Linked DNA regions of Homo sapiens: region 1 is linked to region 2. Evidence: chromatin contacts called from ENCODE Hi-C or POLR2A ChIA-PET data. All regions are on one chromosome and are shown on one strand. Each heading gives the region's core, a stretch centred on a gene start or an enhancer-like site at or near the end of the contact. The rest is flanking DNA. Distances are from core to core; before and after follow the strand shown. Region 1 overlaps MARK3 (microtubule affinity regulating kinase 3). Region 2 holds the start of TECPR2 (tectonin beta-propeller repeat containing 2).

Region 1 (6,161 bases), core at 168-2,667, 1.0 Mb before region 2:
CCCTTTACACGTTTCTCTTTTCCAACTTTCTGTCCAGGAAAATGTCCTGTCTTTCTCTATATACCTATAAATCAAAACAAGCCTGATTTAACTAATAAACTGCTTTGTAATTTACTCAAATCAAAGGAAATGAAACTCAGGTGTTTTAAAGTGAAAGTAAGCTTTAAAACTTGCGCCATCTACCTCTGAATTTCTCAAAAGATGTCCTTTTCAGAATTTCCTCATTAGTCTCCATCTACTTCTTCATTATTTCTCTAATATTTTCACATTCACATACCAGGTTAGGGGATAGGCTCTTGTCTGTTTTACTCAGTTATCACATAATATGGCATCTCAACAACAATTTCTGTTTTTATTGCAAATGTCTATTTTAGATTAAACAGGCTTTTTATGACCTCACTGCAAATCTAGGCAACTTGTAAACATTGTTCCTCTAACAAAAATGATTCTGATTTCCATATTAGAACTTTGGGAAAATAGACCATTTATAAATATGGAGTTGATAAAAGACTAAAATGATAATAAAGCTTTGACACTAAGGCTTTAATACAAAAACAGGTAGATTTTGTTGTGCACAAGATGCATGCTGTTGTAATGCAAATTATTACATCAACTGCAGTCTAGTTTTAAAAGAAGCTGGGTGATCATGTTTATGTTTATTTCTACATGATTTTAATTACACTAGAATTTAAGTTTCATGAAAACAGTAACAGGAATTTATTATTCCTTATATCTTAGAACAGCAGTTGGTACAAAACTGCTACTCAATAAATATTAGAATGGCTGAATAAATGATATAAATGCTAACCACTATAGTGTTCAGAAGGTTAAAAATAAGGGAAATTTCTCTTTTTTATCTTCTGAATTTCTTCATTCATTCATTGAATATTTACTGAGTTACACACACACACACACACACACACACACACACACACACACACACACAACCAGGCACTATTTAAGGTGTGGTAAAAAGCAGCGCATAAAGCAGTCCATATCCCCATGAGGTATGTATCAAGTGGTTTTACTATCTGTGCAATGAAAACATATTCACTGAATTTATACTACTGGCCAAAATTTTTGTTAAAAAAGCTTTTTGCAATGTAAACATGTATTTTCAAATTTACATGTTTCATAAATTCAACCTTCATGTGTGAAAGCTGATCATACTAATTGGGTCATCCTATTCGTACTCAACTAAATCAGAGCTGAGGGGCAGGGATGGGGTGGGGGGCCAGGGGAGGGGGAGGGATGTAACATTGCTCCAAGATTATAATTCTCTGTAAGCCTGGCTGCTGAAACTGCCTATTGTAACCTGAAACCAGTTTATCTAATGGCTACTGAAACAACTTGTTGCTGACTCTAAGACCAGTATTACCCACCACTGTCACTCACCAATCAGGGCTTGCCACCTCCCCAAAACTTTACTAGTGCCAATGACCTGTCTTTCAAAATATGTAACACTTCTCTTTATAAAACCTCCATCCTTTACTTTGTTCTTCATACATACTGAAGACCACCCTGTGGTCTGTGTGCCCCAAATTGCAATTCTTGCGTCCCAAATAACATATTTTAACTTCAGAGATTCATCTCTACGTTTTATTTGACTTCAATATGTGTTTTCTATAATGAGGCAGTCAAATTGATGAAATAATAATTTTCATGCAAACCAACTGCCTTCTATTTAATGTAAAATAGAAATCTTAGAAAAATCCTTTTTTTTTTTGAGATGGAGTCTCACTCTGTCAGCTGGAGTGCAGTGGCGCAATCTCAGCTCACTGCAACCTCCGCCTCCCAGGTTGAAGCAATTCTCCTGCCTCAGCCTCATGAGTAGCTGGGACTCAGGTGCGCGCCACCATACCCGGCTAATTTTTGTATTTTTAGTAGAGACAGGGTTTCACTATGTTGGCCAGGCTAGTCTCGAACTCCTGACCTTAAGTGATCTACCCACCTCAGCCTCCCAAAGTGCTGGGATTACAGGCATGAGCCACCGCGCTCGGCCAGGAAAATCTTAAGATTCACAGGCATCCAATGTTCCTATCTTTGCTTACTCACCAGTGTGCTTATAATAAAATACTAACTCCTTAGCGCTTCTTCCACTAGCATGTAACCTTCACAAGGACAGGCTTTTTGTGTTTTGTTCATTATCAGATATTCCCCAAACCTGAAACAGTGCCTAACACATGGTAGACATGCAATACATTTTTGCTGAATGTTAAACGAATTCAAGGCCCGCTCATCTCTTCTTCCTCTCCCACGACATCAGCCAGTAGACTCTAGCTTTGAGTCTAGCTCTGACTCAGTCAGTGTTGTTCCCTTAGTTTGAATGTCCTTTCTTCTCTTCAAATCTAAGAAAAACCTGCTCATTCTACTGAGTTTGTATCATCTGTCACCATCTTCATGAACCCTTCTAAGGCTCTCCCTGCATCTCATCAGAATTTCTTACTTCTCCTTACTGGGATCCTAGAGTACTTTGCTTGTATCTAACTCTATTATGCTACTTTTTTTTGTAGACAATACTATATCCATCATACTGGCTTTTTTACATCTGAGTTCCTGGAGGACTGCACTCCCTTCCCTTGAGGTTAGGCATAGACAGCCATGTGACTAAGCTGAACACATCCTGTGAGTGAAAATGAATGCCATTCCCATGCTGAAGCATTTAGTTGCCTGTGCTTAACTCTCCAGCCCTGTGTTTTGCTCTCCTGACCCTAAGCACTGCCCTAAAACGGACGGCCACAAGACCAAACTGGCCTGGACATGGAGATCAGTTTCCACGGAGCCAATGAGCCCTCAAGCAGACTTGGTGTGAGCAGAAGTTTTTTATTGTGTTAAATCATGAGGATGTTGGTGGTATGTATTACCACAGCATAACACAGCCTAACCTAAAACACGCTCATGCAAATCAACAATCATAATAGAAAGCAGAAAGAAACTTGTATTTCCTCATACAGCAGACTGAAAGATCTGATGCTTGTTAGGGTTAAACTCAATATATTTAATTCGATGTTTCTTGACGAAGTCCTTAAATTAAAAAATTTAAGAATTAACTTTTTAAAAGTTCCCTTAAAACAGAAGCAAATTAAATTGTCTTTTGCTTCCATTTGCCCTTCATTTTATTTTCCCAAGAATCCATCACCGACCCTAAGAAAAAGTTCCCTATTCCTATGCCACAGCACTCAGTACCAACATTAAACATTTAAACAAATAATTATGAGTTCTTGTACTGTTAATCAATTATTTCATACACGTATTTTTTTCTTCCTAAGGAGCCAATAAACAACCTGCATACACACACACACACACACACACACACACACACACACACAAAATGTTATATAATTCTTTGATAACTTTTTTTTTTTTTTTTTTTTGAGACAGGGTCTCGTTCTGTTGCCCAGGCTGGAGTACAGTAGTGTGATCGATCATACCTCACTGCAGCCTCGAACTCCTGGACTCAAGGGATCATCCCACCTCAGCCTCCTTAGTAGCTGGTACTACAGGTGCGTACACCACACATGGCTGATGTTTTAATTTTTTGTAGAGATAGGATCTCACTATGTTGCCCAGGCTGATCTCAAACTCTGGCCTCAAGCAATCCTCCTGTCTTATTCTCCCAAAGTGCTGATATTACAGGTGTAAGCCACCATACCTGGACTACTTTATAATATTTCATGGCAGACTATGCACATAATGGGTACTCAAAAGCTGCTGAGTTTAATTCTTATGGATTAAATGAGTCCTGATTCTTCTCCCTCCTGTGGAACTAAGCTGGTACCACTTCATCCACCATGAAAACTAGAATATGTAACTGCTACTGAAAAATGCTGAATACAGCCAAAGACATGAGATTTCCTTCTTCAAGAAGTTGAACACGTGTTTAGGGAGACCACATTGGCCAAATACTTGTTTTCCCAAACTTCTCTGCAGCTAGAGATAGCCATCTGGCTTAGTTCTGGCCAGTTCTCATTAGTTAAAGTCTACTAGGTGGCAATGTAGTAGGGGGTAGGGGTTGGTAATGCCTTTGTTTATCATAAAAGGGGAGGCCGGGCACTGTGGCTCACACCTGTAATCCCAGCACTTTGGGAGGCCAAGGCTAGCAGATCACCTGAGGTCAGGAGTTTGAGACCTGCCTGGCCAACATGGTGAAACCCCATCTCTACTAAAAGTACAAAAATTAGCCAGGCATGGTGGCACATGCCTGTAATCCCAGCTACTCAGAAGACTGAGGCATGAGAATCGCTTGAACAAGGGAGGCGACAGTTGCAGTGAGCTGAGATTCCGCCACTGCACTCCAGCCTGAGTGACAGAAACTTCATCTCAAAAAAAAAAAAGGAGGGTGGGGGGGTAAGGACAGAGTTGCCAGTACAGTTCCTTCCTCCTTCCTTGAATGCAACCATGTAGCTGTAACTGTAAAACATTATCCTGTAGCTACAGGGTCTCAAACATGACAGAAAAGACAAAACTACCTTAAAATACCACCAACTCCAATATTACTGAACTGCTGATCCAAAGCTAGACGCTGCATACCTCCAAATTCCTTTCTTTTTTTTTTTTTTCTTTTTTTTTTTTTGAGATGGAGTCTCACTCTGTTGCCCCAGGCTGGAGTGCAGTGGCGCCATCTCGATTCACTGCAAGCTCCGCCTCCCGGGTTCACGCCATTCTCTGGCCTCAGCCTCCCGAGTAGCTGGGACTACAGGTACCCGCCACCGTGCCCGGCTAATTTTTTTCGTATTTTTAGTAGAGACGAGGTTTCACCGTGGTCTCGATCTCCTGACCTCGTGATCCACCCGCCTTGGCCTCCCAAAGTGCTGGGATTACAGGTGTGAGCCACCGCACCCTACCCCAAATTTCTTTTTGGAGAAAAACAAACCCCCTATTTGTTTAGGGCACTGTGTTAGGTCTTTGTGACGTTCAGCCAAAGCACTACTGACATAGGGGCCATATCAACTCAAAGCAATAAGAAAAATGGGAATGTGCTCCATTTTGTTTTACATATTAGTTCTTAATTTTGCCCACATATAAAAGAAGCATGAATTGTAAATCACTGTATAATCAGAAGACAAATTAAAACATTTCTTAGACACATTTAAAAAATCTTTTAAAAAAATCCTTGCCGGCAGGAAGTCCGTAAAAAATTTTTTTAACATCAATATGGTTCCAGAATAGTTTTGCCCTTGTATCTACCAGGCAGAGAACCAACCTGAAATCTGAGAGGCCTACTTACGTACCTCCCACATGAGAAGAATCAGGTTTACAAGTTTAAAACAGCAACAACTTTACACTATGTTTCAAATCTTCCTGAACAGAACTTGATCCCTTCTGTAAAACAAAAGAAGTGTGCCCTTACATGCATTCTATTCCTTAAATCACAAGCCACTTACTTAACACATAGGTATGGTTTCCAAATGTTAAAAAACAAAAACAAAAACAAACTACAAAGCCAAGTTGTGACAATAAATGGCTGTCCTCCAAGTATTTTGTACTTTAGAAATATTCACAAAGTCACGTTTCACTTTTGAAAGCAGCTAGGCAATTATTTCATTCAACATAGAAAAAGGATTTGATAAGATTGAACAATTTATAATTTAAAAACTCTTGGCCAGGCATGGTGACTCATGCTTGTAATCCCAGCACCTTCAGAGGCTGAGGCAAGAGGCTTGCTTAAACCCGGAAGTTTGAGACCCGCCTGGGCAAACATAGCAAGACCCTGTCTCTACCAAAAAGCCCCCACAAAATTCCTATAGCAAACTAGGATTAGAATGGGATGTCTGTCCTTGATTTGATAAAAATCACCAACCCCCGCAAAAAACAAGAATGCACCCAAAGCCAAGGAATGTATAAAGAGATTCTAAAAATCAGAGAGAAATACAAGTTAAAACCACAATGTAGTATCACCTTAGGCCTGTTAGATAGGGAAAAGGCAGAAAGCTCTGAAATGTTGGCAGAGAAACGGGAATACAAAAACTGTGGTGCACTATTGATGGAAGCAGCCATCTAGAAGAACAATCTGACATTTCCTGTGACCCATCAAGTCCATTCCAAGCTATATATCCCAAAGAAACTCTTACATTGCTCCATAAGGGGACATGCATGAAGATGTTGAAGCATTTTTTTTGTGGTGACAGAGTTGGAGAAAATTAACATGTGCACCTCTGGCG
Region 2 (7,008 bases), core at 2,109-4,608:
AAAATACAAAACACCACCCTATGGCATCCTTCAAGTTACGATGCTTCCTTTCCCCACTAGCCCTGTCAATCTCATAACCCTGGAAGGTGGCAGCTAGCCTTCACTGCTGACTACTAACACCCAACTGCCACCCAGATGGATGATTTCTCAAACTGGAGCTAGGACTAATATAGAGTCTAAGTCATCCACTTCGCTGTACAATAACCATGTTATCAGAGTGCTCTGGGTACACTAATGGTTTCAGGATTCTCTCCAAAATCCCTAGGAAGCAACAATTTGTATCCCTATTGTAGAATCTATGTTTGAAATCTGGCTACGACATCTATTAATTATTTGAGTATTAAATTATTAAGGAGGAACGTAATGAGACTGAGGCAGTCATTTATCTTCCAGACAAAATTTTGTCACTTCCTTGCTCCCATCCCCATTGGCTACCCAATGGTCACAAGCTAAAGCCTAACACAAGCATGGAAATTAGACACTATGACAAAACAGTCTATATCTAACTTCATCTCAGGCCACTCTTCCATCCACACACTGTGCACTCCCTACCCTTTAGCAATCACCCCTCTACACGCTTCTTCTCTCAGCCCTGGGCAACCACTGATCTCCTCTCTGTCTACAGTTCGCCTATTCTGGAGATTTCATCAAAATTGAATCATATAATATGTGGTATTTTGTGTCTGGTTGCTTTCACTTAGCCTAATGTTCTCAAGGTTCCTCCATGTTGTAGCACAAATCAGTACTTCGTTCCTTTTTATTGCTGAACAGCCTTCCATTGTGTAGACAGGCCACGTTTTGTTTGTGCATCCATCAGCTTTCCATCACAGTCCCTGCACACACCATAACCTGTATGTCTCTGCAGAACAAAGTCCCTTTCCACTCTTCCCTATTCCCCCACATGTGCCCTGTAAGAACTAGTCCTCCGCCACCAGGAAGCCTTCATAAATTCCCTCAGATACTTGGTTGGTCTTTCTCTGCTTTCACAGAACTCCATGATGGCAGTTATCGCACAGCACCATCATTATCTGTTTTCTCTCCCCTTCAATGGACTCTTTCTCATCTTCACCTATGTTCTTCTAGTCTGTATACTTTGTGGTGCTTTAAAAGACCAATAAAGAGTATGGTACAATCAATGCTCAATACACGTTTGTTGAATGAATCTCTCTCTCAAAGCACTGTGCTAGATTCACCCAAGTATGACAGCCCTAAATATAAAATAGTGGCAAAAAGTCAATAGAACTCTTATGTCCAGGTCCAAAGAATACATTCATTTTAAATTGAACATGCATCTTGAGTAACAGCTCCCTTCTACCTTAGCAATTCGCAAAGCCATCAACTACTCCCTTCTAATTTTACTGATCTCTCTGTGCATTACTGAATCTAGAAATCTCTTCGTGCTTGACACCAAAGCTTTTCATTATAACCCTTTCCTGATCTATTCCTCATCTTCCCAAGTTCAATCAACTGCCTCTGCCTGATGCCTGTTTCCTTCCTTTTCTTCCCACTAAGTTCCAGTAGCCATTTTTTTCAACTCCTACAGCGGCTAATATGAAATGAAATTCTCCCCAAACTTAAGTGTAACTTCTTTAAGAAAAAATTGGAAAAAAAAATCCAGTAGATGCCAGTCTTCTATTGAAAAAGACACGTGGGTATAATATAGCTGATGCCTAACAAAAGCTACTTCCTAGTCACTCCTTCAGAAGAGGGTTATCCTCATTCCATCTTCCCCACCACTGGTTTTCCAAGGCAGTCCTGAAAATTCAATTTGTGTGTCCCCTACACCTGCACTTAGTTCTCCCTTTTAAAGTTCATGGGCCAGACCATGATCTTTCTGAGGCAGTGACCTCAGGAAGGGTCTGTCTGGTTCACCACAGCATCCCTAGAGCCAGCCTGGCACAGTGCTGGCACACGATGGCCAAATAACCACCAATATGGGACGTAAGTCAGGTTAACAACAACAACAACAAAAATAAGGTCAGAGGTTTATCAAGGTACATTATAGCTGGGTGTGAGAAAACACAAAGTCCTGCAGCCTAAAAGACCAGGAATCGCTGGTGATCACAAGGAGCTACAGTGGCTTCATTCCCAGATTCTACCTATGCCTGGGATTTGCGTTTTGAGATTTCCCAGAACTCTGTCTACAAGACCTTGGCTGCAAGGAGGCAGTCCACAAGTGCAACTGGTCACTCCAATAGATGAGAAAAGGATGCACCCAGGCTGGTATCCCACATTCTGCCAACACATGGAACATAAGTCACAGAACAGAATAAAATTCCTGAATCCCAATAAGAGAGGAAGAAAAAAGTGCAGGGAAGAGAAATGGAGGTAGAGAAGGAGAAACTAAAGTCATGAGAAGTCAGAGACATATCAGAAGGGACTAGAGGGCGAGAACGCAGGCTAGCACAGATGACAGCAGGGGCTCCCCTTTACTGAAATGTACAGCGGCAGGCACCGTGCTTAACTTTACATGCACTGACCCATTTAATCCTCTTACCAAGCCAGAGGTAGAAACTATTCTCATCTCCATTCCACTGGTGATGAAACTGGAGCGGAGTGAGGTAGGGCACTTGCCCCAGCACAGAGCTAGGAAGGGGCCGCTGGGACCTGCCCGGCTCTGACTCCAGGACACCCCATCCTTTAACACTTACTACCTATTCTGCCTCCCATGCCTTCAAATAGGATTGGGAAAGGAGTCATTCACTTATCCACTCATCGAACACTGAACACCAACTGGATGAGTGTCAAGGCCTGGGGCCAGGCGCCGGTGGGCGGATGTAAGGGACGCGGGCTGCGAGTGGGGGACAGAACACGACGTCAATCTTAAGGCGAAGGAGCAGAGCCCGCGGCCAGACCGGCAGCCGGGATGCAGGGTGGGGCCGGGGGCCGAGGGCGCGGGACGCGCAGCGGAGGCCTGAGGAGGGGCGGGCGGCCCCTGTTCCCCGCTGCGGACCGCCGGATTCTGCGGGCGGCGAGCCAGGCGCTCCGTGTGTTGTGGCATTTAGTGTCCGCCACTCCGCGCGGGCGAGACCGCGGGCGAGGGAGACGGGGCGGACGGGCATGGAGACCCTGCGGGGCTGAGGCAAGGGAAGAGTGGCCCGGGGGAGGCCGAGGAGGGGCTCGGGGCCAGGCGTCGGGGGCGTCGGGGGCGTCGGGGCCGCTTGCGGCGTCGCCGGACTCACCTCCCGCGGCAGCCCCTCCGGACTCGTCGGCCCCGCCGGGCCGGAGGAGGCGGGATGGACTCCGGGCCGCGGGGGCTGCCGGGAGCCTGTTCCCTGGGCAACGGGGCCGGCACCGGGGCCAGCACCGAAGAGCAGCAGCTGGCTCCGCCGGGGGCTAGAGCGGCAGAGCCACAAGTGGCAGCGGGCGGGGCGGACGTGACGCAAATGCGTTTCCGGTGGGGTGGGCGGGGCTTCGCGTCTCCTTCTACGGATATCTGTGGACCTTATGGAAGGTGCGTGAGATCGGTTCCTTTCCCGGGGTGGGGTGGCTGTGAATGTTACTGCTTAGGCCGCAGGTTGGACCAGAAGCTCAGGAGCTCCCCGGATTACATGAGGTTAAATGGAGGTCCTCTGTCTTACCCCAGCCTAGCCCGCAGGCCCCTCGCAGCCTCTGCGAGCTGCTCGGGAGACAGTTTTGCCGAGCCTCCGTTTTTTCACATGTGCAGTGACAGATGAACGGGACGATATACGCAAATGAGTGTCAGCAGATCCGACATCCAAATTGTAATTATTGTCACTATAAATTAGTACTAACAGAGTTCACTGGGTACCAAGCCTTGCATGCTCATCTCGTCCAGAAACTCCTCTCTGAACTGCCCTCAGTCAGAACATTCTGCTTGTAATGAAAGCTGGCTTTCGCCTAGTGCTCAGTTTGCTGAGTACTGCTCCAAGCACTTTAAGTGGATCATCTCATTTGAACCTCACAGTGGTCCCATGAAGTAATGTCAACCCCATTTTGCAGATGGGGAATCGAGGCTCAGAGGGGATAAGTAACTTAGCCACTGTGCCCTCACCCTACCCTGTCCTGTGACGCTGATGACTGGTCTGTCTTTACCAGCCCTTGAGTTTCTTGAAGTCAGTTATGTTTTTGGTTCCTAAATATGTGCCCCGTATGAGTCAGGCTGACCATGAATCAGATGTGATCCTGCCCTCAGAATCTCCTGTTGGGGGGAAAACCCTTAGACAATTATAGAACAGGTGGTAAGAGCTATTCCTCCATTTACCTCATTTTATGCAAAGCCTCCTATGTGTGGAAGGTTTGAAAGAGAACGAGACATAGTTCCTACCCTAGTCGAATTTCCAGTTTAGCAGGGAATATAGACATTAAACAAGCAAATACACTCCACTGGTGAATATCATGATAGCAGAATTATAGGGTGTACCACATATCTAGTGGTGAGTCGTAACCCAACCTGGGGGATCCAGGAATACTTCTCTGTGGAAATGACTTTCTAAAAACCTAAATCAGATAATTTCACTGCCCTATCCAGAGCTCATTGCTCACTCCCCATTGTATTAGGTTGGTGCAAAAGTAATGGCAATTTTGGCTGTTAAAAGTAATGGCAAAATCTGTTACTTTTGCACCAAGCTAATACTTAGAAGTCCAAACTTCATTTTTTTATTTTGTTTTGTTTTGTTTTGTTTTGTTTTGTTTTTGAGACGGAGTCTCGCTCTGTCACCCAGGCTGGAGTGCAGTGGCGCGATCTGGGCTCACTGCAAGTTCCGCCTCCCGGGTTCACGCCATTCTCCTGCCTCAGCCTCCTGAGTAGCTGGGACTACAGGCGCCCGCCACCACGCCCGGCTGATTTTTTGTATTTTTTTAGTAGAGATGAGGTTTCACTGTGTTAGCCAGGATGGTCTCGATCTCCTGACCTCGTGATCCGCCCGCCTTGGCCTCCTGAAGTGCTGGGATTACAGGCGTGAGCCACTGCCCTCGGTCCAACTTCTTATCTTGGCCTATTAGGTTCTAGTTGTCTGATCACCTACTCACGCACTAGTCCTTTTCTGTCTATTTCATTCCAGCACACTGGTTTTTTTGTTTGCTTGTTTGTTTTGTTTTGTTTTCTGTTTTTTGAACTCACCAACCTCATTATCATAATTAGGGCACATACTACTGACCTACCCTATTTCTGGCTTTTCATCATTCAAATCTCAGCCTAAACGACACCTTCTCAGGGGATCACACTAACACAAGACCCTGTTTTATTTTCCACACACACTTAATCATGATCTGAACTGATCGTGGTCATTTGTTTATTATCTGCCTCCCCTTTGGAAAGTAAGTTCCATGAAAACGGTCCTGGTCCGTCTCATTCAATCACTTCATTCCCCCATGCCTGGCGTATTGTAGGCAGTAAGCAAATATTTGTTGTTTAAGTAAAGAATGAATGATAAATCAAGATGATATTTTAAAGTGAGGATACTAAGTATGAGGCAGGGGAGTGGGGACACACACAGATAGGAAAAATATTCCAGGTCAAAGTCAGAACTTGTACAGAGCCAGCTCTGATGCACAGAGGGCAAGTGGGAAAGGGTAGAAGCTGAAGTGGTGGGCAGAGCTTGGATAGTAGAGGCCCTTGAGCTAACAGGTGAGATACTGGGTTTTTGCCTTGTGCGAGGCCTCACAGCTTCACATATATTATCTAATCTCAGCAATCCTATGAAATAGATACTATTTTTATTCCCATTTTACAGATGAAAATGTTGAGGCTCTGAAAGGTACATTAAGTTGCCCAAGATCTCACAGCTGGCGAGCTGGGGTTCAGACGCAGGCAGTGTGGTCTTCTGACTTGAGGCATCAAACCATCCAGCTGTTGTGTGTCCTGGATTCCTCAAGAGGACTTTATCCTGTGGGCAGTGAGAAGCCTTTGTGGGGTTCAAAGTAGAGAAGGCAAGAGGGCACAGGAGGGTTCGGGGAGAACAAACAACCTGAGTTGGCTCTTGGTGGTCTGGGGGTTGCTTCCTACAGGCAGTGGGATCCGGGTGCATCTTGGAGGATGGGCATCGTGAGCCTGAGGAAGGAAGGAGCTTTCCTGCAGAGAGAACACGTGTAAAGGCCTGCAGGCACCTCAGCTTTTCAAGAGCTGCCAGTAGTTCATTTTCGCTGGATATTGACGGGGGGCCAAGGTGTGGGTTGATGTACGTGATGATGTGGAGGGGTAGCTAGGTCTGGAAGGATTTTGGACTTCCTCCTGATTACCAAGAAGGGCAGTGGCAGCATCGTGATCAACTCTGCATCTCTGTTGTCTCAGTGTCTTGAAATGATTAGCACTCATGGGCCACGCTACTCTGAGCAAATTTAAAGTATCAGAGTGCCTGAGACTAGATAGTGGAAGTACTCGGGAGTCAGGGCTAGATTATCCTGTAGGGAAGGGAACGTGAGCCATTGAAGAGTTTTAGCAGACAGTCACAACTTTACCTTATTTCCAATCTTTGGAAAACAAAGGGCTTAAGGTAAAAACTTTGTGGAGCCATTAAGCTGGAAGAGGATTCAGCTCTATCTGGTGAATTTTAAAATGTTAAAAATATTCTATATTGTCTTCTTCCAGGAACTTTCACATTCATTCAGACTTTGTAGTTTCCACATTTATTTGTCCAGTTGATACAGCATTTCAGATAGTTTTACTGTTGAAAATTATAAGGACATTTGCCCTCCAACTATGATTGTATATTCCATGATAATAATTTTGTTTCTTTTATACCCTATCAGCAAAGACTCTTGGAACTGTAACGCCCAGAAAACCTGTCTTATCTGTCAGTGCAAGAAAAATTAAGGACAATGCGGCTGATTGGCACAATTTAATCCTGAAGTGGGAAACCCTCAATGATGCAGGTTTTACCACTGCAAATAATATTGCCAACTTGAAAATCAGTTTATTGTAAGTACATATTGGTTTTTCATGCTCTAAGTTTTTCACCCTTAATAACTGGGGAAATAATGTGAATAAATTTTAAAATAAAATATTAAGCAAAAAAAGCAAGTGGTAAGATGATACGTGTAAGTATA

Evidence for each region. Hi-C counts contacts between places; a loop is a spot of excess contacts on that map. ChIA-PET counts read pairs that join two places held with the same protein, here RNA polymerase II (POLR2A). Pooled maps may share reads with other maps.
Region 1: a loop to region 2 is called in a pooled map, with 2.5 times the contacts of the local background. The contact joins the enhancer-like site here to the promoter of TECPR2 in region 2. A Hi-C loop is called at or near these places in 1 of 50 pooled maps. POLR2A ChIA-PET finds 5 or more read pairs at or near these places in 2 of 52 experiments (Caco-2 and activated CD8-positive, alpha-beta memory T cell).

Annotation. Positions count from the first base shown.
Region 1 is chr14:103,398,112-103,404,272 of GRCh38, reverse strand. The region is part of intron 1 of MARK3 (microtubule affinity regulating kinase 3); the gene reads right to left. Among named protein-coding and RNA genes, the nearest start is that of MARK3, 16 kb to the right of the region's middle. RefSeq lists silencers at 1,263-1,362, 2,884-3,003 and an enhancer at 3,724-4,523. Within about 2 kb of position 1,417, at least 3 of the 41 ENCODE cell types and tissues checked have a DNase peak (open chromatin) inside an H3K27ac peak, as active enhancers do.
Region 2 is chr14:102,359,291-102,366,298 of GRCh38, reverse strand. It overlaps TECPR2 (tectonin beta-propeller repeat containing 2), which reads right to left and starts at 3,358. Exons shown (of 20, transcript NM_014844.5): 1 at 3,183-3,358. It overlaps CINP (cyclin dependent kinase 2 interacting protein), which reads left to right and starts at 3,409. Exons shown (of 5, transcript NM_032630.3): 1 at 3,409-3,454; 2 at 6,712-6,880. The coding sequence starts at 3,448. RefSeq lists silencers at 2,825-2,914, 2,955-3,364.